2 separate regions of the Homo sapiens genome follow, and region 1 is linked to region 2. A link is an interaction called in ENCODE POLR2A ChIA-PET data of the cell type or tissue named here. Cell type or tissue: MCF 10A. All regions are shown on one strand. Region 1 has its middle 9.1 kb from the start of SLC25A5-AS1. Region 2 overlaps SLC25A43 (solute carrier family 25 member 43).

What was found. ChIA-PET counts read pairs that join two places held together with the same protein. Peaks named below come from ENCODE experiments on the same cell type or tissue, not always from the same donor. Only the 100,000 strongest peaks of a DNase experiment are listed, where the experiment ranks them.
Region 1: POLR2A ChIA-PET joins it to region 2 with 5 read pairs; 11 of 35 experiments call an interaction of 5 or more read pairs at or near these places.

The regions. Positions count from the first base shown.
Region 1 is chrX:119,476,949-119,479,448 of GRCh38, reverse strand. No RefSeq gene overlaps it. Among named protein-coding and RNA genes, the nearest start is that of SLC25A5-AS1, 9.1 kb to the right of the region's middle. In MCF 10A, no CTCF peak of the experiment used is centred here; a DNase peak (open chromatin) is centred at 1,408.
Region 2 is chrX:119,419,572-119,422,071 of GRCh38, reverse strand. All of the region lies in intron 3 of SLC25A43 (solute carrier family 25 member 43), which reads right to left. Among named protein-coding and RNA genes, the nearest start is that of SLC25A43, 21 kb to the right of the region's middle. In MCF 10A, no CTCF peak of the experiment used is centred here; no DNase peak of the experiment used is centred here.

The sequences.
Region 1 (2,500 bases), 57 kb before region 2:
CTGAGTAGCTGGGATTACGGGTGCCCGCTACCACACTCAGCTAATTTTTGTATTTTTAGCAAAGACGGGGTTTCACCACGTTGGCCAGGCTGGTCTCGAACTCCTGACCTCAGGTGATCTGCCCGCCTAGGCTTCCCAAAGTGCTGGGATTACAGGCGTGAGCCACTGTGCCCAGCCTCACTGCATTTTTCTGAGAGCCAACCCTGGTTAGAGGTAAGGGTGCGGCCAACACCAACTCCTCCTGTGGTTGTTAGTTGGTATGGGCCTTACGCAAAGTCCTAATGACCCCAGCCTCAGGCTTGTAACCTTAGAGAGAGGCTCAGTATTCCTTGTGAAGAGCCGTCATTTAAAAGGAAGATCTGTCTTGGAAAAGCCAAAGAAATGTGAATAAATTCAAATTTAACTCTAGAGCTTTAGGGTCAAGTAGTTTTTAATGACCATAATTCTTAAATTGGCTGAAAATAGAAAATAACCCATACTCTAAAAATGGACTTTACAAACAGTGCTTTGGTTATTATAATTTATTTTTTCTTTTGTTATCTCTTTTTTTATCCAACTGAGGTTATTATAATTTCTATTTAATATTTGTCAAATGGATTTTGTCAGTTGGTATTGAAACTAGCCGGCTTTCATATTTTAATATAGTTCATGACCCAAAATAAATAGTTGGACAGGGTCACCTTGAAGTTCTCTTTGAAACCTTTTGCCGAGTCAGATAGCTCAGAGGACATTATCTCATCTCTCTAAGCTTCGGTTTCATAGCTGTGAAATGGAGTGAATAATAATACCTGCCTCTTAGGGCTGTTGAGACAATAGGGACAGTTAATCCATGTAAAGTGCTTAGCACAACATCTGGCATATAAGATGTCAAAATAATGAGCTATGATCTTGATTCTGTAGTTTTAGAGAAATTACTGTTACCTGGTTGTATCGATTGTTTAACCTGAAGACGCAGGCTTAACTTAATTCAATCTATCTAGCCCTAGAAACTCCAAAAAGAACCACAGCCCACAGTAGATTTGAGGAATTATATTGTAGCTTAAAAAGGAAAGTTGATTTCCAGGTTTCCTGGTAGACAAACTGAGCCACTAACTAGTGACGGGATGTGATATGACCCAAGACAAAGAAACATGGAGCCGAAGTGGGATTACAATTTCAGTGGTCAAACTCCTAGCTTTCTACCCTAATTGGCAAACAGCACGCTTTTACCCAGAAGCCCAAGCGTCCTTACCCCCTGATCTTCACTTCTGGGATAAAGCCATTATGAAGCTCAATTTTTGTAATAAATGGACTCCTGAACCCTGGACTTAGTTGTGAAAGTGAAAGGAGATCCTTTGCTTCTAAAGGTCTCAGTAAATTTTCTCCTCCCTGCAGCTTCTTTCCCTAGGGAGTGAAGTCATAGGGTTGGGTAATCAGGCTGGGACCTCATGGGTTCCTTGAAATACTACGAGAGCAAAGGAAGCTGTGAGAAGAATCCTGGTGACCACACAGTGGCCCCTGGGTCAGGTGAGCAGTGCAGTCTGGTTGTGAGGCAGGACGGATTTATCTTTGACCTTTGGTCTCTTTCATAATCAGTGTTGTAAAATAAGTGCTCTGAGTTAGAGCTCAGGATTATCACCATAAGCACATGTTTCTATTCATTCAGTCCATTCCAAAAATGTCCTTTTCTTTCTTTACAACCTTCTCTCTCTCTCTCTGTGTGTGTGTGTGTGATCCACTTTCTATAGTATATATAGCATTTTCTTGAGACTGTTTTAGAAAATCTGCAGGAAAAGGATAAATCCATTAAACCATTCTCCCATGAATGAAGTGAAAATAATTTAAAGCATTTCAATAAAACAATAACAGTCGGGCCAGATGCAGTGGCTCCTGCCTGTAATCCCAGCACTTTGGGAGGCTGAGGCGGTTGGATCACTTGAGGCCAGGAGTTCGAGACCAACCTGGCCAACATGGTGAAACCCCATCTCTACTAAAAATACAAAAATTAGCCAGGTGTGGTGGCTTGCACCTCTTGTCCCAGCTACTCGGGAGACTAAGGCAGGAGAATCGCTTGAACCTGGGGGGTGGAGGTTGCAGTGAGCCAAGTTCGCACCACTGAACTCCAGCCTGGGTGACAGAGCAAGACTCTATCTCAAAAACAAAAACAAAGCAATAACAGTCATAATAAGAGCAAAATTGTGTAAAGCAGGTGCCCAGCATTGTTCTAAGCACTTTACATATATTAACTCCTTTAATCTTCACACTATTCCTATGAGGTAGGTACTAAAGTTATCCCCATATTCCACATGGGGAAACTAAGGCACAAAACAGTTAAGTAAAAGTTGAATTGTTGTCAAGTAAGAAAGTTTGGTATTTGAAAATGAGACCTCTAGCCTCAAAGCTTCTCATGAGTGAGTCCTGAGCGGTGTGCTCCGAGGAAGGTCAGGTGGTGAGGAAGCCCCAGACCTCTCCCTGATGTACAGGGCTGCCTCCAAATTCCTTCATCCACTCCAGTTCCACG
Region 2 (2,500 bases):
TGGTAGTGCATGCCTGTAGTCCCAGCTACTCGGGAGGCTGAGGCAGGAGAATCACTTGAACCCAGGAGGCGGAGGTTGCAGTGAGCCGAGATTGCACCACTGCACTCCAGCCTGGGTGACAGAGCGAGACTCTTGTCTCAAAAATAAAAAGGGGGTGGGTGGTATTCACCCACAAAGCTCTTAGAACAAAATAACTATGCCCTTGGGGGTTGGGTGGGGGACAGTGAAAATACGGCATCTGCAGTTATTAACTGAGTAGATTGTTAGTTAACTCAGCTTCTCTTGCCCCAGAATCCCCTCTGAAGTGGGCTGGAGCACCTCCATTGTGGTTCTACAAAGGCAAAACATCTACCTTGATCCATCAAGATAGGACAGCTGTTTTGGGGATGGGAAAAGCCAACTCATTTCTTAAACAACAGGTATGTGCTACAGTAGGTCAGAAAAGACAGCCATCACTGAGACAAACCTCAGTTGAGCCTTTAAGAAAATTGGGCAGATGTTCCAAGACAGAGGTAACCTCATGAACAAAGGCCTGGTGACTGGAATGTGAAATGCACTTAGTCTTCAGGGCTTGGGAGAAGGGGCTAAGAAGATTAGTTTGATGAACTTGGAGGCTTGAATAGAGCAGAGGTCATACGAATGTGTGTTTTGTTTAGCCCAGCCAGTACTTAACAATTTTCATTTGCCAGCAGTGAAAAACTGGGAGATTTTACATAAAAATCTGGATTTTAGACTCCTTTGAAAACTGGGCCTACATTTCTAAATGGCATCCGTCCTTTGGAGAGGAGGAACTGGCCACAGCCTCTACTGGCTCTCTTTCTTCCTTTCTGTCATCCATATTTAGATGCAAATCACATTTTGTGAGCACAGTGAAGTTTAGCTCTCCAGAATGCTTTTGAAAGCCATGATGGCTCGGAATGCATTTGAAGGCTTTTTTTTTTTTTTTTTTTTTTTTTTTTTGAGATGAAGTTTCGCTCTGTCACCGAGGCTGGAGTGCAGTGGCACAATCTCAACTCACTGCAACCTCCACCTCCTAGGTTCAAGCGATCCTCCCGCCTCAGCCTCCTGAGTAGCTGGGACTACAGGCACCTGCCATGATGCCCAGCTAATTTTTTTGTGTGTGTTTTAGTAGAGACGGGGTTTCATTATGTTGACCAGGCTGGTCTTGAACTCCTGACCTCAAGTGATCCACCCACCTTGGCTTCCCAAAGTGGTGGGATTACAGACGTGGGCCACCAGGCCCAGCCTGAAGGCTTATTCTTTACAGGGTGAGTGTATGTTATCTGGGTTTCCCTACATTCTCTTTTTCATGTTACTTCCAAGTTTCTGCAGGCATTTGTTTTTGTAACTTCTTATATAAAGGGCCTCTGTGCAACAAGGATCGCACAGTTGGTAAGGGAAACATGCCAAGCCAAGGGGCTCAGCCTTTTTTCTCTGGGGACCATCAAGAAGGACACAACAACAGGCTGAGTACAGTGGCTCATGCCTGTAATCCCACCACTTTGGGAGGTCAAAGCGGGAGGATGGCTTGAGCCCAGGAGTTTGAGACCAGCCTAGGCAACATAAGGAGACCAGGAGACCTCATCTCTACAAAACATTTAAAATATTAGTCAGGCATAGGTGGCGCATGCCTGTGGTCCCAGCTACTTGGGAGGCTGAGGTGGAAGGATTGCTTGGGCCCGGGAGGTTGAGGCTACAATGAGCTGTGATTGTGCCACTGCACTCCAGCCTGGGAGAGAGAGCAAGACCCTGTCTCACAAAAAGAAAAAAAAAAAAAAAAAAGGATCTAACGCAGACAGATCTGAGAAAGATTCATCTGACAGAATCCCATATGGGCTGGGCTGGAGAGGATTGAAATGAGCACTGACTCTGGAGACAAGCTCCCTGGGCTTATATCCCAGCTCAATTACTGGATGGGTGAACTTGCAGGCTACAAAACCTTTCGGTGCCTCAGTTTTCTCATCTGTAAAATGGACTTAATAATAACAGTGCCCACCTTGTAGGGCTGTTGTAAGGATTAAATGAGATAATGAACATAAAGCACTTAGCACAGTGCCTAGTACATATTAATATTCAATGCTTAAGATCATTTTTAGAATTAATCCTGGAGACCAATGAGGAGATTACTGTAATAGCCTAGGTATGAGCTGATAAGGTCCAAGATTAGGGCAAGAGGCAGTGACAAAAAGAAAGACCAGCATGGGAATGTTAGGAATGAAGAAGCAACAGGGCTCAAGGTTAACCGGGTGAGGGGAAGGGGAAGAGTCAAACACAAGTTGTGGATTTCCAGCCTGAGTCACTGGGGCAATGATGGAATTGAAATGGAAAACTCTGGAATAACAGTGTTAGGAAAAGAAGAGGTCAGCTTGATGCACATTAAGTTAGAGGTGACAGTGGGGATATGATAGCCAAATAGTGATGTCGAGCAGGCTGTGGGAAATGTGGGACCATGGCTCAGAAGGGAGGTCAGGATTGAAGATGTAGATATGAACATGAAAAA